Regions from separate parts of the Homo sapiens genome. Here all the other regions are linked to region 1. Evidence: chromatin loops called from intact Hi-C (ENCODE). Cell type or tissue: MCF 10A. All regions are shown on one strand.

What was found. Hi-C counts contacts between places; a loop is a spot of excess contacts. Peaks named below come from ENCODE experiments on the same cell type or tissue, not always from the same donor. Only the 100,000 strongest peaks of a DNase experiment are listed, where the experiment ranks them.
Region 2: a loop joins it to region 1, with 10 times the contacts of the local background. A loop is called at or near these places in 21 of 110 quality-filtered maps.
Region 3: it touches region 1 in a loop (3-fold over the local background); 9 of 110 quality-filtered maps call a loop at or near these places.
Region 4: it touches region 1 in a loop (4-fold over the local background); 5 of 110 quality-filtered maps call a loop at or near these places.

What each region holds. Positions count from the first base shown.
Region 1 is chrX:150,198,071-150,206,070 of GRCh38, forward strand. No RefSeq gene overlaps it. Among named protein-coding and RNA genes, the nearest start is that of MIR2114, 26 kb to the right of the region's middle. In MCF 10A, no CTCF peak of the experiment used is centred here; DNase peaks (open chromatin) are centred at 3,111, 3,971, 5,021, 7,151 and 1 weaker place.
Region 2 is chrX:149,959,884-149,967,883 of GRCh38, forward strand. It overlaps EOLA2-DT (EOLA2 divergent transcript), which reads left to right. Exons shown (of 12, transcript NR_027456.1): 8 at 882-1,065; 9 at 2,700-2,833. Among named protein-coding and RNA genes, the nearest start is that of EOLA2-DT, 25 kb to the left of the region's middle. In MCF 10A, a CTCF peak has its summit at 3,180 (motif pointing right); a DNase peak (open chromatin) is centred at 3,178.
Region 3 is chrX:150,481,303-150,489,302 of GRCh38, forward strand. All of the region lies in intron 5 of MAMLD1 (mastermind like domain containing 1), which reads left to right. It overlaps LOC124905223 (a long non-coding RNA gene), which reads left to right and starts at 1,196. Exons shown (of 2, transcript XR_007068346.1): 1 at 1,196-2,077; 2 at 3,658-8,000. In MCF 10A, a CTCF peak has its summit at 4,907 (motif pointing left); DNase peaks (open chromatin) are centred at 1,689 and 4,909.
Region 4 is chrX:150,031,841-150,039,840 of GRCh38, forward strand. No RefSeq gene overlaps it. Among named protein-coding and RNA genes, the nearest start is that of EOLA2-DT, 97 kb to the left of the region's middle. In MCF 10A, no CTCF peak of the experiment used is centred here; DNase peaks (open chromatin) are centred at 1,111, 4,501 and 5,341.

The sequences.
Region 1 (8,000 bases):
GGTCTGGGCTGGTGGGGTAGGGGTAGTTGATGAGGCTATTGCCTATGGTTCCTTCTGACCTTGGGTTCTTGAAATGTCCCTTCTCCTCTCTAGGCCTTAGCTTCCTCTTCTTTAGATGGGAAGATTATCCTTCTCCAGAGCAGTTGTGGGGATCAGTGTTCCATCATGCACACTGGGTAAGCATTCTGTAAGCCAGGACAGTTTGGACAGGATAGTGCTTTCCGCCTGGAGGAAGGAGTGCTGAGGAGGAGGAGGCAGAAGAAAGGTAGGTGCCTTCCTGGGTCTTTTTCTAGGAGCAAGGTGACTCTGTCCTGAGAGAGGACATTCCAGCAGTCCAGGGAGGTTTCATTTGGCTGCAGAGCCCCTGATCCCAGACAACCTCCCAGAAAGCCACTAATGGCAATGGCTGGTCCCAGCAAGACAAGGGATATCTCAGGTGCCGCACCAGCTCATTGATGATGGCTGACAGCAGCTCATGCTCATATCTCTTGCCCTGTGCCTATGCTTCTTGAATTCTGCTGTGCTGGGCCATAGTCCCTGCCCAATGCATAGTAGTAGCAGACGCATGCTCTCCAGGGACCCTTGCCTAGCCCCACTGGTGTCCTCTTTGCCTGAGATCAGGTGCCTCCTGTGTAGCAGGAAGTATGCAGCAAGTGGGACCAGACCCTGACCATGAGAGCCACACTCATGGCCATGATATCCTCCATAGGCCACTGATGACTTAGATGTCCCCTTCGATGGGAGAAGAAAATCTGGGGTGGAGGGGCAAGCCACCAGCAAAAGGTAGTAAGTCAGAGCTGCCAAAGAGCCAGTAGCCCCTGGGCTGTCTTCATACAGGCTCAGTTCTGAAAACAATAGCCCTGAACCCTCTTGGTCTAGTCACTCCAGTGACTATGATTCAAAAACAACTGGCAGTTGGTGGTGTACTCCGGGCAGTAAAAGCAGTCAAAACCACAGAAGTTGCCCTGGAGCTTCAGAGTGACCTCTTAGCACCACTTCTCATATGCTTTTAAAATTCTGATTATATTATTCACAGCTCCTCAATGGCTCTTTACTCCTAAGCATTCAGAGGCTCCTATAGAGGTAGAGATGGCAGAAGGGGCCATGAAGGGTTCTGACAGGAGGTGACTTGGTCCACACTTAGTTTGGAGGGATTTACTGGGAGCCATTCAGGCGGCCTGCAGGCAAGGGCCTGGAGCCGCTGGAGACCCTGGGCGTGGTGTGGTTTACAAATCCAATACAGAGATGAGCAGATTGTGCTTCTGGGTGGTGGCCTGCCTGTGAGGGGAGGGAAGGTGGCCTTGGCCAGAGTCTGGACAGCCTGAGGCCTTCTTGCAGCTGCTCCCCCACCTCCCCATCTCCCAAAGCTGCCGTTGGCCTAATATCCTGTTCTCTGCCCAGAGACTAGCCCCCTGTGAGGAGAGCTATGTGAGGACAGCGTCTCTGTTGGAGTCTGGGCCTGGGGGCCCAAGGTTTGGCCCAACTCTGCCTTCTTCCCTGGAGATACCCATTCTTGCAGCCCCCTCTCCCCTGAGTCCACAGTGGCCACATATTTGGATTCTAGCCCACAATTCAACCTTCCATCAAGAGGAGGGAGCAGTGTCTAGCAGCTGCAAAGCTCCCAAGGGCAGGCCAAGGCTAGGAGGCCTCAGGTTGCTGGGCCTGGGGAACCCAGGTTTGTGAAAATGCCCCCACCCTACCTGTTGTCAGCCTTGTCACTCCCTCTGGGGGTCCCTCAAGCTACAAAGCTCTCTTTGGATGTTTCTGGTCTTCTGTGTGCCTGCTCGGCACTAGATCAGAATGGCTCTCTACAAAGCAGCTTCTCTCCTGTAGCTGCCTCTGCCAGCCTCCCCCTGACCCTGGGAATTTGTGTTCTCTCCAGCTTTTTCTCACAGTTTTTTGCCCTAAGACTGGCTCATCTTTGTGGAGTTGCCTTCCCGGGGGCATGGTTGGAGCTTGGCAGAGCAGCCATGGCTTGAAGCCAGCAGGTCTAGTGGAGTTTCTCCTCTGCCATAAAGAACAGGAAGACTGTTGCAAAGATCCCTTTCTGTACAGCCTCTCACTTAAGCATCATTGAAATCCTAAGTCAGATACTAATGGGATTCTCATTTCATGGAGGAGCAGACCACGCCTGAGAGAGGGTGGCTGGACTGCCCAAGATGGTGCGGAGGTAGAAATGGATGGGGAACCCAGAGCCTTCAAACTCCCAACCACATCAAGGTGCTGCTTAGCTCCCCTCTGGGAACACAGCCCTCAACAAAGAGTGGGCCTCCTCCCTGCTCTAAACAAAAACCCAGCAGATGGTGGAGCAGGTTTGCTGGAAGCCTCAGCTTAGGCCTCAGTCCATTAGGACCACCCTAAATGGGGAGGTGATGTCTTTGGGTGCATATTGCAGAATGTGTGGCAACTCCAGTAGAAGAAACTCTGAGCTCAGTAGCACAGGTGGCCCTATCCTCAGGCCCTCTACAGTGCTGCAGCCACAAGCGCCCAGCGCTCCACTCCCAGTAGACCCTGCCCCTGGGCCTGCCACCATTCTCCATGGCTGACAGGCTGAAGGCTGAGCTTCTAAGCCACCCTGCCCCACAGTATGTCCCACTACTCCCACTGGGTGGGTACCCAGGATAGGTGTTCAGGGAACAGAAAGTGAGCTTATTCCTCCTTCAAGGAACTTCTTGGAACTTGCCCAGTGAAAACTGTTCAGAATTCTGAAGAATTCTAGAATTCTAGTACCAAAGTCTGGGAGATGGACAGGGCCCTCAGAGCAGCTTGTGCAGATTCTCCAAGGCGGGGTGAGCATCAGCGGCACTGGGGCTGCTGAATACACTGCAGATTTCCTGGGCTCCATGCCAGAGCCACTAAATCAGAATCTCAGGGTCGGAGCAGGGGTGGGAGTGTAGCCAGCTGCATTTTTGAAAGGGATCCACAGGTGGTTCAGATAGACTCTACAGGCTGGGGAAGTGAAGGCCCCAGATCACACATTGAGTCATCACAGACTGGGACCGGAACTGTGGTCCCTGCCTCCCACTGTGGGGCTCTCTCTCCTATGTCATCAGACCTAGCTGGCTGTCAAGGCTGCCAAGGCTGAGGAGCTATGTCCATGAGTCACTTGCTGACAACACTCATCCTGCCTTGAGGGCATGAGTCATAGCAGACCACAGCTGAGGATGGGCAGCTCCAAAGATGTCAATGGGAGACGGTGGGGATGCCTCATCTATCCTGCTGTCCTAATACTGGGTGCTCGGTGCCCTGGAGCAGGAAGAGTCCCAAGATGGAACCGCCAGTGCCTCTTGGGCAAGAGAGCCCAGTCTTTCAGAAGGAAACCTGCACAACTTCAGTTCAGTCTTCCATCTGGTGCTGTGGATCCAAACATACTGTTTTTCCAGCCCTCAGCCAGGAACCGGAGTCACTCCAGTGAACGGGCCAGATGCAGCACCTGCCCTCAGGAAACTGCAAGAAGCAAGAAGCCCATCACTGGGATGAGGCGCACCAAGGGGCAGTGCAAGATGATGCTCTGGGCATGCCAGTAGGGGCTCAGCCAAAAGATGGAGGGGAGCACGGAGGCCACTCGCAGGCAGAAGGAACTGTGTGTGCACATGAGGAAGGGGAGGCCCAGGTGGCTGGTGCCAGAGTGGAAGTGGAGGGCCAGGGACCATTCAGTGCGGCCGGGAGTGGGGCAGGGCCTTGGAGGCCCAGTAAGGATGCTTTGTTTTTTTTTTCAGAAACATGGAAAAAGGGCCGATAGGTATGTGAAAAGATGCACAACATCACTAGTCATTAGGTAAATGCAAATGATAGCCACAATGAGATACCACCTCACACCCACTAGGGTAAAAAAAAAAAAAAAAAAAAAAAAAAGAACAACACATGCACAGAAAATAACAAGTGTTGGCAAGGATGTACAGAAATTGGAACGCTTGTACATTGCTAGTGGGAATGCAAAATGGTACAGCCACTGGGAAAACAGTTTGGCAGTTCCTCAGAAAAACATAGGATGACTATATGACCCAGGAATTCCACTCCTGGGTACATACATAGCCAAGAGAATTGGAAACAGTTTTCCCCACAATGAATGTCTATCACAGATTCACGATAGCCAAAAGGTAGGGACAACCTAAAATGTCCATTGATGACGAATGGATAAACAAAATGCACTATGTCCACATAATGGAATATCAATTCAGCAATAAAGAAGAATAAAGTACTGATCCATGCTACAACACTGATGAACCTCAGAAACATGATGCTAAGTGAAAGAAGCCAGTCACAAAAGACCACATGTTGTATAACTCCATTTATATGAAATATCCAGAATAGGCAAATCCACAGAGGCAGAAAGCAGATTAATGGTTGTCAGGAGCTTGGAGAAGGAAAAATGGGAGAGTGACTGCTTAATGGGTATAGGCTTTCTTTTGGGGGTGATAAAAGTGTTCTGCAATTACATGGTGATTGTTGCATAATGTTGTCAATGTAATTAATGCCTAAGTATACTGAATTGTACACTAAAAATATGAACTGACAAATTTTATCACACACAGAGACACACACATATACCACAATAAAAAGTGAGGGGACCGATGGGAAGACCAGTTGAGAGTTCAAAGCAGTGGACGGAAGGCTGAACAGAAGGGCATGCAGGTTCCTGCCAGTTCTGAGACTTTGGTGCCTCCCTCTCCCTTTTGCGCACTGAGCACTCTAGCCAGCTTCGTTATCTGTACAGCAGGCCTGAGCATGACTTTCCTCCCCTACTCACTGTTGGGCTCCCATAAGACAATACGTGGAAGCCCTGGCACATAATAGATGAGCAGCCAATGCCAGCTCTGTTCCCTGTGAGGGGCGACGTGCTGTGGTGTTCCTTAGAGTCACACTGCGTGGCTCTTATCCTGATTTGGTCACTACTTAGCTATATGGCCATGAGTAGATCACTTCCTCCCTCAGAGTTGCCACATCCTTGTACGTAGAATACAGCCGGTCACATTCCTGTCTTCCTTTTAGTCCCTCTTGTGAAATTGTGCCAGACTGAGGCCTCTCTACCCTGGAGCCAGGAAGCACAGTTTTCTCTCAGAGCACAAAGCTCTGCCTTGGCTCGGTCCCTTGGGGAAGTTGGGAAGGACCTGATGCCTAAGACTTCCCAGAGGTCTCCAGATGGGTCCTCTTCATTCAATATGACAATGCCCTCTGTTGTTGGCCTGGGAAATCACTGAGAAGAAAATCAGAAGCAAGTACAGCCTCCTTTCTTGAAAAGTGTTAATGAAACTGTTAACTTTTACATCTGGTTCTGTGCTGTTGTCCTAAGCCTATTTATTAGTATATCATGTAATGTGGTTCTAGAAGGGCAAATATGAGAACACGGGGAATCCCTGAGTGTCTGTTCCTGAATCCTTTCTCCCCACTTCCTCTTCCTACTGACCAATTGGTCTCTATTCTTTTATGGTCTTCATTTCTGACTTTCCGCTGCCTCATCAGCCTGCAGCCTCAACATTTTGGTCTCTAAAATGGGTTTCATGTGAAGGTGAAAGGAGTGAGGCTTAGCCCAGTATGTGGCTTGTAATAAGTGCTTAACAAAGGTTAGCTATAATTACAATTATTTAAAATAATTTTAAAAAGTGCTGATTTTTTCTCATGGACATTGTTTTTTCCCACATAATTGATCATCTAAATTGTAAGACTGTGATTTTTCCACAACACTCAATAGACTTATTTTTAATCCCAAAGACAAAAAGCAGCCAATCCACCCATTTCTTTGTGCTGCCTCATCTAGTCCATGGGCAAACCTTGCTCCTTCCAAGCCCAAACACTGATCCCTGAGAACCAGCATGGGCAAGCAAGCTCCAGGCCCTTTCAGGGTCAACCTCTCCATTAGGTACAGTAGGCTATGAGACTTTTAAGGACACACAAGATAATTAAACTTATTTTAAAATCAGAAGGAAAGAAATGAACTTTTAGATTAAAGACAATATTTTCTTATATAATAATGTATTCATCTTTATACCAACACAATCATAAAATATAATTATCATTATTTATTGGTAATTGAAGAAGGGCCCCATGAAGGCAAAAATGTTCAGGGTTCCTGGAAGTCACAGAGCAGCTGCCCCATGTCAACAAGAGGAGACAAAAGATAGAGACACTGGCTTCACTTCCATCTTCCAAATAACACCTGAATTTCATGTGGCTCCTGCTGAATGAGAACTGTTTAGGGGAAGGGAATTCCAGCCATCAAAGCTTCAGCTTCACTCAACTGGCATGGAACAAGGCTGCCGCCACCATTTTTAGCACTCTGAATAAATATAGTGTCTAGTAACAAACCTTCACATTTCCCTGAACTTAAAATAAAAGTTAAAAAAAGTAAAAGGTTTTCCATTCAACTAAAAGGTGTGTTTGGTAATGCACACATTGTTATTGTTGCTGTTATTATTTTGCTGCTACATGTTGGAAACTTTGTTTCCTTATTAAGAATATAAATAAAATGAGTTACTTTGTGTTTCTTTCAATATAAGAATAAATAAATGTAGTGTCTAAGTGGAGGAGCAGCAGGGGCTGGAAATCTAGAAAACCCCCGCACCCTGAAACTGGCCACGGGTTCTGCTTTACAGGGCTCGTGGGGTGTGCGGCAGCTTTGCACCTCAACACTCCAGCACTTCCTCCTCACAGATTTCCCATTACCCTGTAATCTATAAGTTCAGGACCTCACCAGCCTGCAGAGATAGGGTCCCAGAACATTAACAAGCTAGTCGCCTGCTTCTCGCCCTATCTATTCACCCAGGCTCCCTCCCCACCCCCTGAATATTTCAGGCTCCCTCCCCACCCCCTGAATATTTCAGGGAGTCCCCAAAGGAGCTTATATAAGTGTTCACAAATGTTTCTGTCATCTCATCACCATCTGGGGTCTACCCCATTCTTTCTCTCCAGAATCCATTCCCATTTGTTAACATGGGCTGCCCAGGAATCCCCTTACAGAAACCATGGCACCATGTGGCTTAGAGTGCCCCTGGTGGGCAGGCCAAAGGCTGTGCCAAGCGTCTGGCCCTGACACCACACAAACTGCCCAGGCCTCCTCAGGACACAGTAGAATTCAGTTCTGGCAAGAAAAGAGAGAGCAGCCCCAGCCCTACCTCTTGGGTACATTTTGTTCTCTAGGCTCTGTGAAGCAATATGTACTGGGCCTAGAGGTCATCAGTCAATCAACAGAGTTGTAACTCAAGCTGCTTTGGGTGAAGTGGCTGCTCCTGGGATTCACAGTCCTAGCCACTCAGTTCCTCCATGCTTCTTCCTGCCACCTGGGGGCCCCACCAGGCCTCAGGCTGGGGAATGCCTTGACGCTCTGTCCCTGCATGTCTGGGAGAACTCTTTTTTTTTTTTTTTTAATGATTATACTGTAAGTTCTAGGGTACATGTGCACAATGTGCAGGTTTGTTACATATGTATACATGCGCCATGTTGGTGTGCTGCACCCATTAATTCGTCATTTACATTAGGTATATCTCCTAATGCTATCCCTCCCCCCTCCCCCCACCCCACGACAGGCCCCGGTGTGTGATTTTCCCCTTCCTGTGTCCAAGTGTGGGAGAACTCTTTTGACTGTCTGCAAATCCCCAAGCTGAGCCCTCAGCACTTGACTTGGAGGTTGAGAGTTAACATACATACCCACGTAGCCCTTTTCCTTATCTCAACCCCCAGAAGGTGCAATGCTCCTGCCCCAGCATCCTTCTCTCAGTTGAGATGAAGGCTCAGCCCACGCTCTCAGGAGGGACACCCCCTCCCAACCCTCTTCATCCATCACCAGATTAGAGAACATAGAAATCTCAGCCAGGTCTTCATGTTCCAATCAGGGATCTGGCTGTTCTTGTAACCTTCTGGAAACTTTCACAATAATGCTAACTATGTTGAGCACTGTCCACAATTTGGCCAAATTTGAGCATTCCATAGATTGTGATACAGAAGATAGGGGTTGTCATAGCAAGATGAGTGTCTTACAGCTCAGTGTGGGGTCCTGCTACCAG
Region 2 (8,000 bases), 240 kb before region 1:
ATGTCACATTAGTTATTTTCACCTAAGGATACCTTAACATTAGGCCTACAGAAAATTAATATAATACCTTTGTTCTCTGCAAAAGGCTACAACAAGTGATCTCTAGAGGTGTTTTCTGACTCTCAAATCTCTAACTCTTGGATTCTGCCTCATCCAGAAAGGTTTGGGTTACCAAAGCAAAGTACCATAAACTGGATGACTTGAAAACAACAGAAATTTATTTTTCATAGTTCTGGAGGCTGGAAGTCTTAGATCTGGGTGCTAATATGAGTTCTGGTGAGGACCCTCTTTGGGGTTGCAGATGGCCATCTTCTTGCTGTGTGTTCTCACACAGAAGAAAGAGAGTGAGCTAGCTCTCTGGCCTGTTCTTATAAGGGTACTTATCTCATTTAGGATGGTCCCACCCTCATGATCTAATCACCTTCCAAAGGACCCATTTCCTAATACCATCACCTTAGGGGTCAGGATTTCAACATATAAATTTTGCGGGGACACATTCAATCCATAACAGATTCTTTCCTGTTATTATTTTAGAATGACATGGACTCTTTCCCAGTCCATTTGGGTTAGGATTCTTATTCAGCCTGGAGGCAGAGCCGTACCCTGTATGGCCTATCACATTCCTTTTAGCCTGGGTCTCTGGTTACTTGTAGAACCCTTATTTATAATTATTGTCTAATGCTGGGATTCTCCAGAGTGCTGCTTGGAGAAATTTAGCCTCTTAGAGACAGTTGCAATAAAAGAATTCTATCAAAAAGAATTCACTGAATTGTGATCACAAACAAAATAACTTTGTGGGGATAAAATGTACTCCAACAAGGGAGGCTTATGTTTGTTTTTCAGCCTCTCCTCCCAGTGCTGCACTTCTAATCTCTCTGCAGAAAGAAACATTTCAACAGAGAACCCAGTGGAAATTATGACATGTTATCTTCTCAGAGTCCTGAACTCCCATCCCTACCTCAGAAGAGACTCCTCTGTTCACAGAAGCTAAAGGCAGTTCCTTCCCAATGGCAACTATGTTTGGATGTTGGATCTACACTTTCTCAAGCACTGTGATCTTCAAATGTAAGTTTAGTAACATAAATATCTTTTTGCAGCCTGAAAGAATTTTATGTCTCTGTGTTATCAGGTAATGTTTCAGTATCTCATATTTTGCTGGTAACATTTAGAATGTTAATCTCATAAGGAGATTTTAGAGTTATAGTTAAATTTCTTTATCTGGGTTAGATGGGAATCCTTTATTCTGGGGAAAGCAAAGTTCTTTCTATAAGCCTGGGTTCTCATAATATACAGACTGGGAAACTTGGGAAAGAGTAGGAGCATCATTAGTTTCATTTTATAGGTGGGAATAACAAAGCATGGAGAGACAAACATATTTGCCAAAATAGTTATTCTCAACTCCTTGTTTTGGGAATTCTAGAGTGTTTCATAGGATTTCAAAGTACCTCACAAAATTGTTCTAAATTTCTCAAAGCCAAATTCATTTTAATTAACTTTAATTTTTTTTGAAAAGTTATAGCATTCTTGGGGGTAGGATAGGTACATTTTATAAAAACAATACAAACAATTGTTTTGCTTAGAACCAGTGAAATGTCAAAACTCCAAAAATGTTTGGGAAGCACTGGATTAGTCAGTAGCATAACAAGCAATAAAACAACCCAGGTCAGGTGCAGAGAGATATAAACTCTTGTCTCATCCTCCATAGATCTGTATTTTCAAAGGCAGAGTCTTGTGTGACTGCATGTCTGAGGATATGTCTCTTCTGGACAGGGTTTTTACAGTACTTGAGAATGATCCTAACAACCTTTTGGGGTGACTCAATTTTTTTCACTGCTAGAGAGGTAAAACAAATATTGATACAGTTGAACAGTGAGAAATTGAGTTTGGCTGGAGCACAGGCACATAATGGTAGAATTATGAGCCTGTGCTAGGCTGTGTGGGTTTGGCCAAATTGGGTCAAGTGAAAACAGAAAGATCAGTTAGAAACTTGCAATAGTTTCGATAAAAGATGTTATGGCGGTTGTCCAACTTTATTGTGAACTCTCTTATTGTACTAGTGTTTAAAAGCAGATAAGCTGTTACCTCTTGAATCCCACAGGCTGTCTAGTTATACTGGTCAGGATCTCTTCCAGCTCAATTTTTTAAAAAATCCTTTGCCTTGACTTCCAAAGGCACCTGTTAAGAGTGGACTTCTCAAGCTGTGTAAAGTACTTTTGGCATAATCAAGTCTATGTTGTTCCATGAAGCTCTAAGTCCAGAGTAACTGTCTTTAGTTGATCATATTGAAAGCAAGAACATCATTTCAAACAAACCAAGTCTGAGATATTTAACCCACATGTGCTTTCAGACCTGGTATGTATGAGCTTGAGCAATGAAGCCTTATTCCATTTTGATGTTATAAAAAATGGAGGGATTTCCCTGCAGTCAGTTTCACAGCCACTATTTGACTTATATTTGAAGGGGGAAAGATAAGGGCTGTGTTCTTTTGATCTGAATTTTTCTGTTCTTAAAAGTTTTCTTTTCTAAGAACACTAGTCAGTACCTGGAGACACTCCGACATATTTAAAGAATTAATTTGCTTTATTGAAAAAAGTTGTTTCTTTAAACATTTAAATAATTACTTTTTCTTCAGTGACAAATTAGTTTGCTTTAATGAAAAAAAAGGTTTTTTTCATAACTTTCATTACATGAACCTTTAGCAAAGGAGATTTCTCCCATTATATACTTCTTATGATCAACAAATTCCATCATCTCCCCACTAAGAGAAAGTACTCCAAGATGATAGAATGATTTTAAAGTTATGGGACTACAACAGCAGCCACAGGAACCTTGAGTAAGTACCATGAACCCTGACCCTCAGCGTTAATTTGTAAGCCTTTGGCAGTGAGATGGAATGTCTTCCTTCAGTTTGAAACAAAGGAAACCTATTGCATCGCACGTAAATTTGTATATTGATGCTATATTGACTTTGTAGCTGCCATGCCTTCATACAGACACCTCATCCAGCCCCCACTGTTCCACTTATTGTGATGGTTTGTATATCTTTATTTCAAAGAAGATCTGTTTGAACCGTGTTTAATTTCTTCTTTGACCTGCTTTCATCACTGCCCATGCCTACCCTGGTGGCATTCTCATCCACGAGACTACCACATCCATGCCACTAGGTGGCATTCTCATCCATGAGACTACTGCACCCGTGCGCACGTCAAGAAGTAGCCAAGCCATGGGCTGGATTGTGCTTTTCCTGAGAGGATGAAAGGCTTCATGGATACATGCTAGTATCCATGTTCCTCTATTCTCAAGTCAGGCACCAAGATGATGTTTCATACCTGCCTGCCTTTCAAAGTCTCATAAATGTTCATTGAATATCCACTCTATGCAAGGCACTAGGGTAGTCACAGAGGCAAGGTTTGAGCTAAACTACAGGCCCTGCCCTCCAGGAGCTCCCGGTCTCATGGCAGGGTGCAGAAGCCAGAATAGAGGGCCATGGCATGGGAGAGAACTCTGCTGACCGGGAGCTCTGAAGGGTTAGGGGTCCATGAGCCTGATTTATGGGGTCGTTGCCATAGGATTAGGGGCTCCCTGGCATACAGTGAATGGAGAGACTAGCATTGCTGTGTTATTTCACTGAGAGGGCACCAATGTTCAGCCTCTGAGACCAGGGGAGGAAAGCAGTGGCCATGAATGTTCCCTCCCATCCCGGGGACTGACTGGGCTCCTCCCACAGTCTCAGACACAGAGGAAGAAGTGTACTCACACTGCCCCAACACCAGTGAGTGGAAATATTTATAGGTCTCTCATTTGGTTTTAATTTTTATTTTTTTATTTTTCAGAAATTAAAAAAAAAATCACACTCACAAAATTAACCATTACCCACATTCCTACCAACAAGAAGTAACCATTCTTAACCTTGTAATATGTTGGTTTCCAGATTTATGTTTATGCTTTAAAAAATTATGCAGACAACATATTAGCACATTGCCCCTTTTCTCATTTGTTTTAATCCATGTTCTTCCCATTTATACAGGAGCAATTCTTGCATTCAGTTATGGGATACTATAAATGCCTAGTATAATGGCAGCAGAGAGAATTACTATGGTTGTATACCTTTTCTCGCTCCTTGCTCCTCAAATGCCTTAGAGTTTAAAATCTATTGTGGAAAGTTTGTGAAATGCAGAACGGTGAAAATAAACAAATTACCAGTGGTTCTTTGGCTTCGGGAGAACTGTAATTGATGTTCATTTTGGTATATTTCCCTCCAGTATTTTTTCCATATGGTTTTATTTTTAAAAATTTTACCCCATATATATATACATATATATATACATACTAACTACTCACAAAATTAAAAATTAAAAAAATTAAAAATGTATAAAATGAAAGAAAAAAATTAGCCTCATTTTGTATTTACTATTTTATAATCTGCCTTTTTGCTTAATCTTCTTTGTCATTATATGTTCTTCTACCTCATGATTTTTAATAGCTGCCTAGTATTCCATTGTATAGCCATAGTTATTTCATACTTTATAATTGCTATTGCTAGACATTTAGTTGGTTTCCTTTTTTTGCTTTTATAATAATGTGTGTTCCTATACATAAATCTTGTAAATGTCTGATTTTAAAGATAAATTTCTAGCAGCAAAACTTCTTAGTTAAGAACATATACATTAAAATACACTCTTATTATATTTTTCTTTACCAAAGTAATATATGTTTATTATAGAACATGTACAAAATCACAGATATACAAAAAAAACAGCATATAAGTTACTTGTATTCTTCCCACTCAGAGACAGCCACTATTAACATTTTATTGTAACCATCCAGCCTTCTTTTCTCTGTATTCTACATGCTCTTTCATAAGCTTTTTTTATTGAATGTATTCAGAATACCTAAGTTCATTGTTCTTTTTTACCTTCACTGGTTACATGGCATTTCACTGAATGAACAAACCAGAATTTGTTTGATGAATCTTCTAATGCTGGACATTTCAGTTACTTTCTGTTTTTCTGTACTATAAACAATGCAGAGGTAAGTAGTGTGTGACTACACCTTTCCAAGTCCTTGATTGTTCCCTGTGAAGAAATTCCTAGACGTGCAACTGTTGTTTCACCTGTATGTTAATTTTTAAGGCTTTTCATGGGTATTACTAAATGTTCCTATAACAATTTTTATCTTAGAGGCAGAATATTGGTATATCCTTTTTTTCCCAAATTCTTGATATTACTATTTTGCCAATTTGACTACAAAGAATTGATTATCATATTTTAAAATTAACATTTATTTAATTACAAGTAAAACTGAACTATTTTTTTCTTTTTTGCCCAATTTTATGTTTTGGTATAGGTTTTTCCTTGTTTATTAATAGATTTAAAAAATAAATTTGAAATATTAATTTCTTGTCATTTGTTCAGGTTTTCTCCTTCAACTGATTGTTGTGATGAGTTATATGTCTAGACTTCCTGATAGTAAATTGCACTCCTGAAATAATCCCTCCTTGCTCATAATGTCTTGCCAGATTTGGCTTGCTGGCATTTCATTTAGGATTTTTGCATCTATATTCCTAAGTGACATTAGTCTTCAGTTTTCTTTCTCTGTGTATTTGTGTGGGTGTTCGTCAGGTTTTGTGATCAGGATAACTTTAATTTTATAAAATGAATGGGCTTATTCCTTCTTTTATTTTATAATGAGAACCGCTTTTAGAGCATGGAAATTACCTGTTCTTTGTAAATTAAAAAGAACTTGCTCATAAAGCTGTCTGGGCACTGTAACAATCATCAGAGGAAAATGTGTAACACCCTATTTTTCCCCACGTTTTCTACTTCTTTGTGATTCCAGTTAGCTAATTTTCCTAGAAAATTGTCCTTTTTATTGAGATTTTCAAACTCGTTACCATCTTTACAGTTTTATTGAGATATGCATACAAGTCACCCATTTAAAGTGATTTTTAGTGTATTCAGAGCTCTAGACCATCACCACAACCACCACAATAGATTTTATAACATTTTGAAAACCCCAGAAAGAAACCCCATGCCCATTAGCAGTCACCCTCTATTTCCCCTTAATTCCCCCCCTTGTCCTAGATAACCACTAATCTACTTTCTATCTCCATAGAATTCCCCTATTCTGGACCTTTCATATAAATGGAATCACACACTGTATGGTCTTCTATGGCAGCCTTCTTTCACTTAGTGTAACGTTTTCAGAGTTCATCCATACTGTAGCATGTAGCAGCACTTTATTCTCTCTCTTTTTTAAGTTTTCGTTTTTGATTAACAGACTACTTTTTAGAGCAGTTTTAAGTTTACAGAAAATTGAGCAGATAGTACAGAGAATTCCCTTATACTGCCCTCCTCTCCACTCCTGACCATAATTTTGCCCACAAACATCTTGCATTGGTGTGGTATATTTGTCATAATCAATGAATTGATATTGACACATTATGATTAACTGAAGTCCGTACATTTGGGTTCATTCTTTGTGTTGTACAGTTCTATGGGTTTTGACAAATGTCTAATGTCATATATCTACCATTACAGTATCATACAGAGTAGTTTTGATGAAAAGGTAAAACACAGGGGACTTTTAGGGCAGTCTTTCCCTCCTCCCTGTGAACACCTACCAACCACTGATCTTTTGATTTGCCTTTCCCAGAATGTTATATAATTGGAATAATATAGCATGTAATCTTTTCAGAGGCTTCTATCACTAAGTAATATGCATGTAAGCTTCTTCCCTGTCTTTCTTTGGCTTAATGGCTCATTTCTTTTTATGGCTAAGTAATATTCTATTGTATGGATTTACCACAGTTTATCCCTTCACCTTTTAAAGAACGTCTTGGTTACTTCCAATTTGGGGCAATTATGGATAAAGCTGCTTCAGTCATTTGTGTGCAGGTTTTTGTGGGCACATAAGTTTTCACCTGATTTAGGTAAATACCAGTGAGCATAGACTATGTTTATCTTTGTAAGAAACTGCCAAACTGGCTTCCAAAGTGGCTTTGTAATTTTGCATTCTGACCAGCAATGTATAAGAGTTCCTGTTGCTTTACATCCTCGCCATCATTTGGTGTTGTAAGTTGTTTGGATTTTTGTCATTCTGATAGGTTTGTACTGGTAGTTCATGGTTTTAATTTGCAATTCTCTGATAACATACGATGTTGAGCATCTTTTTACATGCTTATTTGCCATCCATACATTTTCTTTGATGCGATGTCTGTTTAGATATTTTTCCCATTTTTAAATTGATTGTTTTCTTTTTTTGTATAGTGGATACAAATCCTTTATCAGATATGTGTTTTGAAAATATTTCTCACACTCTATGGATTCTGTTTTCATTCTCTTAACAGTACCTTTCACAGAGCATAAGGTTTTTGGTTTAATTTTACTAAAGTCCAGTTTCTTTTTATGGCTAATATTCCATCATATGGATATACCACATTTTGTTTATTCATTTATCACTTGATGGACACTTGAGTTACTTCCTTTTGGCTATTGTAAATAATGTTGTTATGAACATTTGGTAGAAGTTTTTTTTTTGAAACGGAGTTTTGCCCTTGTTGCCCAGGCTGGAGTGCAATCTCCGTGATTCTCCTGCCTCAGCCTCCCAAGTAGCTGGGATCACAGGCATGTGTCACCATGCCTGGCTAATTTTGTATTTTTAGTAGAGACGGGGTTTCTCCATGTTGGTCAGGCTGGTCTCGAACACCCGACCAAGGCGATCCACCTGCCTCAGCCTCCCAAAGTGCTGGGATTACAGGCGTGAGTCACCGTGCCCGGCCTGGTAGAAGTTTTTATATGAATATATGTTGTCATTTCTCTTGAGTAGATACCCAGCAGTAGAACTGCTGAGTCATATGATAACTCAATGTTTAACTCTTAAAAAAAAAATAAAAAAAAAACTGAACAACTTTTCCAAAGCGGCTGCACCATTTTATATTGCCATGCCTCCTACATTGCTAGTGGCATTTTACGTTGTCACTAGCAGTGTAGACGGGTTCC
Region 3 (8,000 bases), 280 kb after region 1:
CAAACACCAAAATGTTGACACCCATTGGGATGGTTATTATAAACACATACACACAGAGAGAGAAAATAACAAGTGATGGTGAGGATGTGGAGAAATTGGAACCCTTGTGCATTGTTGGTGGGAATGTGAAATAGTGCAGCCACTGTGGAAAAAAGTACGGCAGTTCCTCAAAAAATTACACAGAGAAATACCGTATGATCCAGTGATTCCACTTCTGGGTATATGCCTAAAAGAATCGAAAGCAAGGCTGGACACAGTGGCTCACACCTGTAATCGCAGCACTTTGAGAAGCCGAGGTGGGAGGATCGCTTGAGGCCAGGAGTTCAATGCCAGCCTGGGCAACATAGTGAGATCCCACCTTTACAAAAAATTACAAAAATTAACCAGGCATGGTGGCGTTGCCTGCAGTTTCAGCTACTCCGGAGGCTGAGGTGGGAGGATTGCTTGAGACCAGGAGGTTGAAGCTGCAGTGAGCTGTGATCACTGCCCTGCACTCCAGCCTGGGTGACATAGAGAGACCCCATCTCAAAAAATAAAAAAAAAGAAAGAAAGAAAGAGAGAAAGAAAGAAAGAAAAAGAAAGAGAGAAAGAAAGAAAGAAAGAGAGACAGAGACAGAGACAGAGAAAGTAAGAAAGAAAGAAAAAAGAAAGAAAGAAAGAAAAAAGAAAGAAAGAAAGAAAGAAAGAAAGAAAGAAAGAAAGAAAGAAAGAAAGAAAGAAAGAAAGAAAGAATTGAAAGCAGGGGCTCAACCAGTTATCTGTTCATAGCAGTTTTGTTCACAATAGTCAAAAGAGAGAGACAACCCAAATGTCCATCAGCTGGTAAATAAATTAAAAAAATGCAGCATGCCCATACAATAGAATATTATTCAGCCTTAAAAAGGAAGGAAATTCTGACATGTGCTATAACATGGATGATCACTGAAGGCATTAAGCTAAGTGAAACAAGCCAGCCACCAAAGGACAAATATTGTATCATTCCACTCATGTGAGGTCCCTAGAGTAGTCCAATTCATGGAGAAAGGCAGATAGAACTGTGAGTGACAGGGGCTAGGGGAGGGAGGAAATTAGGAGTGCATGTTTAATGGGGACAGAGTTTCAGTACAGGAAAATGAAAAAGTTCTGGAGATGGATGGTGGTGATAGTTGCACAACACTGTGAGTGCACTTAATGCCACTGAATTGCACACTTAAAAATTGTTAAAATGGTACATTTTATACATATTTTTACCACAATGAAAAAGTAAAGGCTGCAATTTTAAAACACTTGCTAGTCCTCTCCTAATCAAAAGCAGTCTTTTCTTTTGCAATAATATTAGTGTACAATCTAAAAGAAGCAGCAAGCTGAACTGCTCATTTTCCATCCCTGGTAAGAGCAGTATTTACTGCACATCCACTCATCATGTTGTATGGGCCATCTGGGTTTTTTGTATGTCTTACTGAGGTGCATGTTTGTTAAATGCACAGGCATAACCAGAAATAACTTTCCTGGAAAATTGAGCATAATGGCTGTCCCTCTCTTGACATTTTGGAGAAATGATAATACGTAGGTGGGGGAAACAAAGAAGTGACTGTAAACAAGAACGGACATTATCTCTGCTTCTGAATGAGATGAGAAACCCACTTGCTTCATTAGCTCTCTGGTATATCTGCAAGTCTGGAAACACCGGGATGACTCACAGTTTGCTGAGTAATACAGGAGCCGACAGAATGCTGCTAGTGACTCGCCATCTCTGACTGGCTTTCTGTGCAAACTGTCACTCTAGAGCAAGTGCTAGGCCTTGGAATAGAGTTCTGAAAAAGGTTACGGTTCTCAACTACAGGGAGAACCAGCTCCTAAGGCCTTGACACTGGTACACAAAGTAGGACACCTCTGACCAATGCCAAAATGACTTTTAGAAAGTTCACACCTGGTCATTGTGTCCCTGCTCATGCTCCAGCTCACAAGATCTCTGGTTTCTGCCTTTCAGGGTGTGGTGATGTCCACTTCTTCATCAGAGTTCTTTGTGACTTGTCTGCTTCTCCACTTGGTAGTAAACTCCTCAGGCATAGGAAGACGTCTTCGCTAGCTCTGTAATGTAAGCTGAATGATCCTTGGAATGAATGAGTAGAATATAGAGGGGAATGAACCAATGAATGAGCTGTATCTGCTAGCCATTGCGGAATGCTAAGTTTTGGAAACTGTTTTGAGCATTTTAGAGGAAGTATTGATAGACACTCTCAGTCTTCAAGGCTTGGAGGCCGATGAACCCATATTCTTGCACTGGGCAGAAAGGAGAACTTTGCATCTGCATGTAGGGCCCATTTACCCACTGACCATGATGCATTTCTCTGGTCCAGTTAAGCTCCTTATCCTTCTATAGCACTTGTGCAATGTCTGAAAACATGTGATTTCTTCAACTTCCAACAAGTACACAATTTTATACCGCCAGTGGTAATTTGTCCTGGTGGTTCTGTTGTTTCTGCTGTTGTTGTTGTTGTCGTCATTTAATGCAATTTACAAGGACAAAACAAAACTTCTGGCTGCCATTTCACATACCACAGTGACAGCTTCACATGGTAAGAAAAGCCAAAAACAGCTAGTTTCGAAATTCAGGCCACTCATTTTATTACTTTTCCCTGATTAAGATTCATTCATACCACTTTGGGGTGGTGCTGATATTCCTAACATAAGCCAATCGATTTTGGTCAGTTCTGAGAGCAGTGAGTGGTCTTCACTTACACACAGTGTGTTTGTAACTCTGCTATTTCTTTATGACTAGCACAGTATAAAGTGAACGTTTTTGGAAGGCTGTTAAGCATATGTTCTCCTGGTAGGCTTAAATGTGACTTATAAAAATACTTGATAGTATATGAACAAGCTCCCACTACTGGTTTAAACCAAAAAAAAGAGGTTTATTTTACTAGTTCATAAGCACAGATTCTACATTCTTTGTGAGAATTATCTTTTTAGGTTTTTGTTTTTATTTGTTCTTATCATTTTGATAGCCATTTTAATCATTTCTTTTATTCTTTTGTTTGCTTTGTTGACTTTTAATTTGGAAATGTCTGCTTTGGCAGAATAATTACATCACAAGGAGGCCCTTTCCCCACCCACCTACCCAGAAAGGTCTCCTGACTCCCTTATGCTCTATGAATTGCCCTAGTTCAAGATTGATACAGATCAAAGCAGCAGAATGGGGTTGAAAGAGCAGCCTCTGGCAATGGCCTTGACCATGTCAATTCCCTGTGCATTCATATAGATCTGGAATCATGTAGATCTATTCTGCCCAGCTTGTTCCACAGCAGCTGGTGGGCAGAACCACTCTTCCAAGCCGTGTAGTTATTCTGCACTGCAAGAGGCAAGATTACAACCGAGGACTCATTCATTAATAAAATTGTTTAAGTTGGCTTTCTGAATGACAACGTGGTCTCAGGAACTTAAAAGACTTCACCAAGTCCCTGCTGCAAACAAAAAGTCTGCATTGTGATTTGTCAGAGCTAGATTGACATCCAGTTTAGAGTTTAGAATCCTTCTCCATGCCCCACTTTTGAGACAAATTACAAATCTTGAGGTTCATCAACATTCTAGTACAATATGACCCCCCAAGGTTTAAGAGCCCTTTAGAGATTTGAAGACAACTGTGATGTTCCCACTAACTCTCCCTCCTTCCCCCAGTTCTTTGCCCCTATCTTGGCTGCTGGCCTCTGAACTCATCACAGAGCACTGGAGTGAGGGCCTCTGGGTAAGTAAGGCTCTGCTAAACTGATCAAATGCTCCACGTACATTTGTCCCAGTAGAGAGGAAAGCTCCTCTTTTCCAAACAATCTACTTTATTCCTGCTCCCCTACATCCCACTTGCAAGGGTAGCAGCCACATCCCCCATCTGTCCTGCCCGAGCTCATTGTCCAAGCCAACTCCAGCTCAGAAATTTCCCCCAGAGAAGAGGTTCCTGAAGGCTAAGCATTGCTCTGTAACCCTGAACTTGATTTATGTCTATTTCTCACTCTCTCATTATATAAAGTTTTTCAAATAATATTAGACTAGGAATTGAGAAAGAGAATGAGCTCTCACAATTGTTTCTAGAGCCATCACAATCCTACCCAGCAACACCTTTTACGGGCTTTTAATTTTTTTGTTTACAGTTATTACCTTTGAAACCAAATCTTGACTTTCTGGTATGCTCTTGGACTTTTTAAGGGATTTAAAAATTCAGGAGTTTGATGCCAATAATTGCTTTTATGAGCTAGCATTGCTTCTTTTCTATAGATGAATCCCATTTTAAATCATCAATTATTTTCTTCACAGAAACCCACAAAGTACATATTCTAGTTTGCATCAGAATTGAATATGACCCAGAAATTCTTAATGTTATTAAGCTAGACTATTGTATCTAAAATGTGTATCACATTCAACTAATGCATATTGAAGATCTTGAGTACCACACTTGAGATCTGAATGAAGAGCCCAGGATTGTGATATTTGATCCATACTGAATGTATTTGCTAGAGTGCATTGTACAGATGGTTCAGGTGTGTTAGATTTGTCTCTGTAAATGAATTGGTCAGTAGATAAAAGAACATGACTCAAGGCTGAGCAGGGTTCAGCAGGCCCCAAGCTTCATCATTAAAAATCGGGTGTTTTTTAATATGAGGCTGGCTGTGTAAAGCAGACCTCATGAACTCAGGGGTCTGAGAGGCCAGGCCAGATTATCAGTTGGGATGTTTTCAGTCCCAATTAGCAGACAGCGCAGTTCACACTGGCTTAAACAATAAAGGGGACTTACTGATTCCTGAAAGTTAAAGTCCAGCGGTTGGGTGGACTTCAGGGTTGGTTTGAATCAACAGTTCCTCAGTGTCATCAAAGATGCTGTTTCTTTCTGGCTGTCTACTCTGCCTTCAGTGGCATGAGCCTCATCCTAAGGCTGGCTCCCCCTTGTGGGCACAAGATAGTGCCAGCAACTCCAGAGGCTACAAATTTCCTCCTGCCCCATTCAGAGAGCAGGAGAATGGCTTCTAGAATCTCTGTCAGAAGAGCCAGGAAGCTTCTTTCCCAGAAGCCCCCCCAGATTTCATGCTTTTTAGTCTGAATGGATCCAACGCCTACTAGCCTACTGTGCTGCTTCATGTCAGCTGTGTCCCCCGCTAGAACCTTGTGTGGAGCCAGGTTCCTCCTAAGCACAGAGGTGGTATGGGCCAAACGAAGCTGCCTAAATGAAAATGGGGAAAGGTGTCAAGAGAAGGAAGACTTAGTGCTGGCAACCAACAGTATTTGTTGCAATCAATCTCTTGGCCATCCTCATTCATACACACCTTCCTTCCCACGCATACACCTCCCAAAATGCCCACACTTAGGGAAAACCTATTTACCCCTTTCCCAAAGGGATCCAACTCCAATCCGGAAACCCTAGGTGATGTGTCATCCTCTGAATTTGGTCAGTATATAGCTCTTCATGTTTCAGGGACCACTGGTCACCATGCTCACCTTGGCATAGAAAGTAAGAGTGCAATAAAAAGAAAAAAAAATTTCAATTGGGAAAGAGGAAGTTGGAAAGCAGCACACGGTGGTCACTGATCCATCATCCATATCACATCCTGCTGGACAGCAGTAGCAAGGCTTGACCAGGGGTCAGACTCAGTTTCCTATTCTGTATAATGAGAGGATTGGATTAAATTAGTGGTTCTCACATTGGAATGTGGCCTGGAGAGCTTGTTAAAATGCAGATTACTGGGTTCCATCCCCAGAGTTTCTGACTCCACAGATACAGGTGGGGCCCTGGAATTTGCATTTGTAATAGATTTCCAGGGGCTGCTGCTGCTGCTGCTGCTGCTAGTACAAGGACACCCCTGCCCTTCCACTTTGAGAACCTCTGATTTAGATTATCCTTATGGGCCCTTCTGATTCTGACATTTAGGACTCAGGGATTTTTCTTAGCTATCTCTTCTGCTCTATACTGACTTATGATGGATTGTTTTATAAATGGGACACACCCAACTCTACTGTGTGAACAACTTAAAAACATATCATGGAATTCCTGCTTTGGTTTGTAATCTAATTTTCAACAATTGAGGCTGAAAATGAAGGACACCTTACAGCTTCAGGAAAGTAAATTTTCTGGAATTGAAGAAATTAGAAACAGAAAGATAAAGGCTTTCCCATCCTCCCCAACCCCATCTACTACAGCACAGCGGTCTGTGGGATGATTCCACGTGACTGCAGAAAGCAGCTCTTTTCCCAAGGACATCCAACATTTTGCAAGCATTCTCCCTATGTGACCCGGGTATTCATTGGGTCTTAGAATAGGAGTAGCACTGGGTGAAGCTGTGACATAGATCAAGTTGGTTTAGGAATTTTGCCAACTTTCTTCCCCAGGGCCCCTCACCTGGCCAACATCTATTCATCCTCAGGTCACAGCTTAAACCTCATGTCCTCCAAGGAGCCTCCTCTAACCAACGCCCCACCCCAGCCTAAGTCAGGTTCTCCTGTTCTTTGTTCTCTAGTGTCCTACAATGTTCCTTTATAGCACTTACCAGCCTTTGTTAAAAATCCTCACTGACGTGCTCCACCATCTGCCTTGTCCATCAATGTTTTCACAACACAGGTCCTGGATCACTGTAAATGCTCAGTAAATGTGTGTTGCACAAGTGCTATCAAAGGCAGACTGGGAGCAGATTCCAGTCACAGTATTTTATTACAGTGGTGAACTATCAAGCAATCTATATAACACATCCCACAGTGTATGATTATGCATGCTCCAAAGGAATGAAACATAAGTCTTCAGAAGACACAAACACACAGCTGGAGAGTCCCAGTGTCCCTGGCATCTACAGCCAACTTTTTCATGGCCCTCCCCCTTCTCTCTGGGAAGCTGGTGCCTTCCAGTGCCCAAGGTATCTCTCTACCAGGCACCCTGGGCATTGGCCCAGCTCCCTCTTCCCCCATGCCCATTTGGGTTGTTGATTGACACTTAGGTGAAGACAATAGAAGACCCTCCAGCTTACAGAGTGCCCAACTCAGCAGGGCCTGGAGAGCTAATCTGGGTCAACACCACATTTTTCCCCTGAGAAAGTGGGAGTCCAGCAAGGCTGTAAAATGATGAGCTCCAAATAACAGCCTGAGTCTCCTGACTTCTGGCTGCATCTTGAATGCATCTGCAGGCAGCTTCAAATGTGAGAATAAGATATGAACTTATGACACTCTATAGTTTATCACCATTGCTATAATTCTCTGCCACTAAATATAATTTTACCATTAAATCAAACCAAACCAAACACTTAAAATAATTTCTTTAGAGAAGCCAGATTATTTATTACAAATAACGTCTACAAACTGACTAAAAGTATATCCCACATATATTGAATTTGAAGACTGTGCCTAAGTTTAAGGTAATTGATGGATTCCATTCTCATTAGATATTCACACATCAAAAAAGTTGTCTGCTTTCCCAGGCACAGTGGTAGGTTATGCTTATGCTCATCGTTTTTCTTCCCAGAGCTGGCTCTTCCTTTGAAACAGACCCATATAAGCCACCCATTTGCTGGGTCGCAAGCCCTTCATGAGGGAGAGAGAAGTATGGTGGGACACCAGCACCTTCTCTACAGAAACGAGCAGCATGTTTGCTAAGGGCTGCTGGACTTTGGCAGGTAGAGACCATCAGAGGACTCAACTGAATCCCCTTTTATCAGGAACCCTAGGAGAGTAGAGTTGTCAGGAGTTTCCCCATGACTTACATTGTCTTTTTTAAAACAACCAATTCATGACTGAGGTGAAGAAGGAAAATAACAGAAAAATATATCTAGCCCAAGAAATCTACAGAATAACAATAAAACTCAGGCAGAAATGAACCCACTGATCTGTGAGCCAAGTGCTTAAGGGAGGGGTTGGGGCACTTCTCATGTGGCTCACTGTCTTAGTCAGTTCAGGCTGCTATGACAAAATACCATAGGCTGGGTGGCTTAGAGACAATGGAAATGCATTATGCATAGTTCTGGAGGCTGGGAACTTCAAGATCAAGACACTGG
Region 4 (8,000 bases), 170 kb before region 1:
GAAAACTGGTGAGCTACATTATACAAAATAACTGATCAGTGCTCTTCAAGGTGTCAAGATTATCAAAGACATAAAAGAATGGATGAACTGCCATAGATTGGAGGAGACAATGCAATGTGAAATCCTGAATTTGACCCTGAACAGAAAATGCAATGTAGTGGAGAAACTGGTAAAATGCAGATAAAATCTAGTTTAGTTAATCATATTGTACCAAAGTTCATTTCTTAGTTTTGATAACTCTGATGGTTATAAAAGATGTTGACATGAAGAATGCTGGATGAAGTGTGTGCAGCAACTGTTTGCTGTTTTTGCAACTTTTCTGTAATTTTAAAATTATTTCAAAATAAACTTTTAAAGAAAGCCTCCTGGGAGATTCTAATGTGTAGCCAGAGCTGAGAACCACTGCTACCTCATTCATTTGGTCCTGCCTCATGGGTTTCCACTATACTCTCCTACTCCCTAGTCTGCCCTTCCTCCATCAAAATTGCTGTGCTCTGAAGGGATGTTTTCAACTGGCTGCTGGCCTAAATAGGATGAGACAAAAATTAAAACGTTTCTACCACTATCCCAGTGGGAAACTAATTCCAAAGCTAATAGCATATGGGCACTATCCTATCTACTCTAGCCAGGTGTCATTGTACAGTAAGAATTTCCACCTCAGAGATTGATTCCTTTTCATAAAGCATCATTACATCATCATTTTTCAAGCAGCACTTCTGGATGTCAGCAGATGAATTCAGTAAGAATTATGGGTCATGCGAACTGGTGTATCAGGGCTTTTTCTGTAACACCACAAAACACTGGGCTTCTGTGGAGGAGAGAGCTAAATTTGTCTAGCGTCTCCTACAATCCATTTTAACTCTCTAGACAGGAAAGGAAAGCCCTTGCTTTGAGGCAGGAGGCTGGTTTTGCAGGTAGTTAGAGCCAGGTACTTAAAGACAGCGAGAAGAAAGGATGGCCTTAGAGAGTGATGTCCTGGTCGTAGAGAACTGCCTTAAGTAGAGATAGTCCACATCTTGAATAGCAAACTCCTGTTGCTATGACAGCTTCCAAGAGCATACTTGTCTCATCAGAGCCTGGGGCTTATTCAATTGGCTCCACCCTCTTCCTGGAGTGCACTGTTTATTAAAAGGGCCCTGCCCTTTATTCTACTAGGATTAGTCATTATGTGTTAGTGAACTGCCCTTTTTCTCCCTCCACTTCAGCTTTTCATCTGCATCCTAGAAGCAAGGGCCGTGTCTTTGGGCCTGCTGAGAGTCCTTCAAGAGAGAAAATTAAGAACAGCTAGGGGTAGGCACAATGCCTTCATATGCCTCCAGCAAAAAGGGCAGCTCAGATACTCCAAGAAGGAGAGAAAAATAATGAGAGTTGGAGAAACGGGCTGAGACATGGGAACTGTGCAAAGGCTGATTACTGGATAAGATTAGGCTCAGGGCAAAAGTGCTTACTGAGATATTGGAACTCTTAGGACTTATTAATCTAGTGTTTAGCACTTGGAGTCTATAGATTAACAGGTAAAACTAAACTGGGACAGACTGGCGAAAGCTGTGAAAATGCCCTGAGGCAGCTTATAGTTAAGAATAAGATTAACAAGAAAATGATTAAAGACTGAGCTTTACTGCACAGTAAGTTACAAATTGGACCCTTTGCATACAGACTTTCATCTTTTCCCTGTTGTTCTGTGTGGGATTGCATGGTTTACATGTAAAAGTAAATTTATTTATTTCTTGGTTTGTTTATTCTAAAGAAATAGATTTCTATACATAAAATATTGATGTTTATTTGGAGTAGTATATCCTTATGAAACTAAATGATAAACTTATAGAGTGTGAAGGGATGTTAGAGTTGACATACTTTGACACTAAACATTGTATTTTTAAGTTTAAATAGCAATATCTCACAATATTTAGTGCTGTTGTCTAATTCAAGAAACTACACACAGAACTGATACTTCAAGCTATGCAACCACAGCAGTAACAACCACAGTGATGCCTTATCTTATTTGCAAGATTGTCTCTTTAATGGGTGAACGAACCTTTGGAAGGATGAATGTATGACCTAAACCTAATAGAATGAGAGTAGGATCACTGACATCAGTCTGAGAAATCTGTTTTGAAGTGATAACCAAAGTGGTCTCCTCAGTCAAAAAACTGCAGTAAGTATTCCCCTTCCTGTGTCCAAGTGTTCTCATTGTTTGGGGGAGGGATAGCGTTAGGAGATACACCTAATGTAAATGACGAGTTAATGGGTGCAGCACACCAACATGGCACATGTATACATATGTAACAAACCTGCACATTGTGCACATGTACCCTAGAACTTAAAGTATAATTAAAAAAAGGAAAACAAACACTAACATTTCAATAAATAATGCTGCTCTAAAAAAAACTGCCGTAAGTATTAATAAATAACCTTAGAAGTTACTGAGCATCGGGTCTTCTTAAATAACATATCTTTTCAGGAGTGCAGCTACCCCAAAAGAAAGACAACAATCTTAATATACTAGACAAAGCAGAATGAATGAACTAATCAAAACAATGATTGAAAACAAACTAGAATATCATTGAAAAGTTAAGAGACAATGTTGGTAACTTGAGGCAGGAATAGGCAGTTACAAACAACATCATTCAGAAATAGCAGCTATGAAAATATAAGTTGAAATAACTTGATGGGGGGGGGTAAAAACAACAGATACAGATCAAGAATGAATTAATGACATGGAATACTAGATTGAACAACTTTCCCAGAAGTCATCAGAAAGGGATAAATAGTTGGGAAATATAGGAAAAATACTGTAGAGGAAAAATACTTTAGAAGGAGAAATGTCCAATCAGTTGAATAAGAGTACCAGAAAGAGAGAGGGAGAAGAGTATGTGGAGGGGATGTAAGTATTTGAAGAAACAAAGACCAAGAATTCTCCAATCTTAGGGGAGTATGGATGATCTCAGTTTAAAAAGATTCAGAGTTTGCCAACCAGGATTTATGAGACAAAGCGTATATCTAGACACATAGTAGTAAAATTTTAAAAAAAGAAGCCTTCCCAGGAAGAAAAAGCAGATAACCTACAAAGGAACAAAATCATATTGGCACCTTAGTACTCAAAAGCAACCCAGATAGAAGAAAACAGTGGAACGTTAATTTTCAGTATTGAGGGAAAAAACTTAGAATCTAGAATTTTATACCCAGCTAAGTATCATTTAAATGTAAGAATGAAATATTTTAAGGCATCCAAGGCCTCAAAAAGTTTGCCACAAAGACTGTCTTTGAAATAAGTTCAATGAAAGAGAATTTATAATAAATATGAGTGAGTTGACTTCCCCAGTCCCCTCTTGCAAATGTTCCTTTAATTTCTCAGATCTGTCAACCTTCCTCTTACTGTGGCGACATCTCCAGGATAGAGTTCTTTTGAGGGAGCCATTCTGGAGTTTTTAGGCTATTCTGTAACAATCTCAAGTGGCTAATTTTTGCTTTTATTACAATCTTATCTTTCCTGCTAAGCTTATAAACTACCTGAGGACACAATATTATTCATTTCTGTATTCCCAGTAGTACCTTTCTCAGGGTTTTGCACATGGGAGGTATTTATTAAATGTCTGTGCCAGAAAGGAAGAGAGGAAAAGAGGAAGGGAGGAAGTTATAGGCCAGAAGATGAAGCTAGGGTTGCTTCCATTCAAGAGAATGGTTGTTCTCTCTGGTTTTTGTGCACAGAGGATTAAGTGACATCCTAGTGTGTGTCAATATTGTGCACTTCAGCAGATCATCTCCTGTGTTAAGTCTGACTATGAGTGACTTGAAGATAATTGAGCATTATTCATTTCACCATCAAAATATTAAAAGCAGCTTAGTTTGAATCCACTTGAATTAATCATTTACTTGGTTCTCCATGACACTTAAGCTCCCTCTGAGTCATTCATGATGGAAAATTATATGCTCGCATGCTAGTAAACATTCCCAGGCCAGGAAAAAGATGGGAAAGTAATCCACAAGGGGTTCTAAGGTTGTTTTTTCGGGGGGAATTTTTCAGTGCATCTCCACAGAGTTGGTGAAAAATCTCCCTTCTTCCCTCTTCAGTGAGGCAGTACTTTTTGCTTATCTGTGGTTCTATAACAAGTGCCCACTGAGGCTGTATGGGTGATGCACACCTTTCAGCATCCAAACTCTAAGACCTGTCTTGTATTGGACCCCTTTGCTTTCCAGGGAAGAGGTGGGTAGGTAGTTAGTGTTCCACACTTACTTTCCCTTGACATTATTTGTTGATATTTGGAGGCAGGCAGAACAAGAGACATCAAGGTTGATAGGTGCATCAGAGTTAGGTCTTTTCCCTTCTGTAAACAAATGCCATCTTTTCCATTCATCTAAAAAGCATTTGTAGATGTTTAAGATGCTTGCCTGTGAACTATTTTCAGGCTTTTCCTAGTTATTTTTTTGCTAGTCCCAAAGAAAACGGGCTGGGCAGAGCAGAAAATGGCAGTGGCAGGTCGCCAAAACAAATATATGACACATGCATATCCTGGAGGCCAACATTATCACATCAGCAAATGCCAGCAGAGAGTTCTTCCTCACCATTATCTCCTCCATGTTTTCTCACCACCAATTCAGTTTTTGGTCATGTGTTTTTATAATAACATTGAGTTGAGGGTGTTAGCAGCAATTTTGACATATGGAATTAATTGCATTATTTCTCAGGTATTTGGAATTCTTAAAATTCCAGAAAATCATGTAACATTTGGACACCACATGGATTTAATTCAGTATATAGTCATGAAGCATCTGCTCAGTGCAAGGTCAGCCCTGGGCAGTGCCTAGGTACACTTATCAGTGTGAAGGAAGTGCCAAGGGAAGAGTACAAATGAATTGGAGGTTCAAAGCAGGGATAGGATTTCCTGGTGAAACAAAAGGAAAGACTTCTTGAAAAGGTAGCCTTGGGGACTAGACATAAACAACAGATATAATTTCTACAGGCAGAGGCATGTTAGGAGGCAGGAACAACTTGAGCAAAAGTAACAAGGTGGGAGATCATAGGATCCATTTAGGGCTAGTAATAGTCGCTATATATTGAGTCATCACTCTGTGCCATGCATCGTATTAAGTGTTTTACATGCATTCTCTTATATAACTGCCACAGCAGTCTCATTTGTTATAGGTAGCATCATTCCGACCTTACAAATTAGGAGAATAAAGCTCAGAACAATTATGTAACTTGGTCACCTGCTAAGAGATGGCAGAACAGGAATTCAAACCAAGTCTGTCAGACTCCAAAGCCTAGCTTTGTAGCCACTAAGTTTTATGACTCAGAAATAAACGTGACTGGGAAGAAAGGGTAGGACCATGCTGTGAAGAGCTTTAGGCTTTAGATGCTAAGCGAAGGATCCTGAACTTAAAAGTGCCAGATTGTGAAATAAAAGGGAAAGGAGTTTTCCTGTAACAGGAAATGAATAGTCAATAAGAGGTCAACAGGTTAGAGACCAATGACCAGGTCCAAAACTTCTCTGTTTTCTTCATTTGTTTTGTACCTTCCTGGGAGGAGAATGGGTTGAGTAGGAAAGAAACCTCCCTGTTCCTCTTAGAGCTTTTGTATGGAATTTCCACTTCTTGGGGGTCCTTTTTGTTTTGTTCAATTCCTCGCTATTGTGCATGGTCTTACCTCTGAGGAGGGAAGGTCAGAATCTGAACTTCTGTGGCCAACTAGAAAATTGAATTGCTTAAATTTCAGTTCCTATTGCATTATATTGGGTAACTAAAGCCCCTGTTATCTTTTTCATTTTTGATTAGTTTTGGTATTTTATGTAGCTTCTTCTCAGACACAAAAAGATAATTCATTAATTGTCCATGGATATAATCATCCTCTTCAATCTTGTCTAGAAACTGGAAGGCCCTGTTGCCCTCACCTGTAGTTAGCACCTCTTTTACCAACCTTGATGTGGGATCCTGAAGGAGCAAGTTCTTGGAGTCTTGCCTTCTGACTGACCCTGGTGCTTCCCCATGTGGCCCTGCATGTTGTGGCATGGTGTTCCCCCTCCCTTTGAAATTGTCGGTAACAAAGTATCTTTTTTCTCTCTCTCTCTTTTTTTTTTTTTTTTTTTTGAGACAGAGTCTCACTCGGTCTCCCAGGCTGAAGTGCAATGGAGCAATCTTGGCTCACTGCAACCTCCGCCTCCCGGGTTCAAGTGATTCTCCTGCCTCAGCCTCCCGAGTAGCTGGGATTACAGGCATATGCCACCACACCTGGCTGGTTTTGTATTTTTAGTAGAGATGGGGTTTCACCATGTTGGCCAGGCTGGTCTCGAACTACTGACCTCAAGTGATCTGCCTGCCTCGGCCTCCCAAAGTGCTGGGATTACAGGCATGAGCCACCACGCCTGGCCACAAACTATCTTTTCAATGACAGATGTCTCCTGATCTTTGGCCTCACACCATCTGAATAATAAACCTACATTTTAAAACAGCAGTCCCTAACCTTTTTGGCACCAGGGACCAGTTTTGTGGAAAACAGTTTTTCCATGGACCAAAAGTGGGGACTGGGGAGGTAGTTTCAGGATGAAACTGTTCCACCTCAGATCATCAGGCATTGGATTCTCATAAGGAGCCCGCAACCTAGATCTCTTGTATGTGCAGTTCACAGTAGGGTTTGCATTCCTATGAGAATCTAATGCTGCCACTGATCTGACAGGAGGCAGAGCTCAGGCAGTAATGCTGGCTTGCCTGCTGCTCGCCTCCTGCTGTGTGGCCAGTTCCTAACAGGCCACGGACTGGTATTGGTCCATGGCCTGGGGGTTGGGAACCCCTGTTTTAAAAGACCAAAAACTCTGTCAATACAATCAACCAAATCTAGAGGGTGGGGAATTCTGCAGGAAAAATGGCCTGATTTTTTACTAACTTAACTGCTTAAAATATAACTTCTATTGTTATTGCAAATTTGCTTTCTTTGATTAATAGTGAGACTGAAATGTGTGTATTTGTTTAGCAGTTATATTTCTTCGTGTGAGGAAGTGAATTGAGTATTCCTGCCCATTATCCATTTACTCAGAATGTGTTTTAAAGCAAACTGGATCAAAATGTTTCATGGACTTAAATGTAAAATATAAACTATAAAACTTTTTAGAGGAAAACATAGGAAAAAATTTCAGATCTAGGATTTGGTGAAGAATTCTTAGACTTGATACCCAAAGCATGATCTATAAAAGGAAATGTTTGTAAATTAGAGCTCTTAAAAAAAAGTTTTACAAAATTAAAAGTTAAAAAATTTTGCTCTATGAAAGACCCTGTTAAGGGAATAAATGACAAGTTACAGACAGGGAGAAAGTATTTGCGAACCACATATCCAACAAATGACTCATATCTGGGATATACAAAGAATCTCACAACTCAACAGGAAAAAAATCCAATTAAGAGATGAGCAAAAGACATGAAGAGACATTTCACCAAATAGGATTCACAGATGGCAAATAATTACATGAAAAGATGTTCAATATCATTAGGCATCAGAGAATGCAAATTACCATAATGAGATGTCACTACATGCCTATTAGAATATCTAAAATGAAAAATAGTGATAACACCAAATGCTGGTGAAGATGTGGAGAAACTCAATCTCTCATATACTGTTTGTGGGAATTTAATATGGTACAACCACTCTGAAAGAAAGTATGGAAATTTTTAAAAAACTGAGCATGCAATTACCATAAAACCTAGGAATTTCACTCCTGGACATTCATTCTAGATAAGTGAAAACTCATGTGCACATAAAAATATGTACACAAATGTTCATAGCATGTTTTTTGTTTTGTTTTGTTTTTGAGGCGGAGTTTCACTCTTGTTGCCCAGGCTGGAGTGCAATGGCATGATCTTGGCTCACTGCAACCTCCACCTCCCGGGTTCAAGTGATTCTCCTGCCTCAGCCTCCCGAGTAGCTGGGATTACAGGCACCTGCCATCATGCCCGGCTAATATTTTGTATTTTTAGTATAGACAGGGTTTCCCTATATTGGCCAGGCTGGTCTC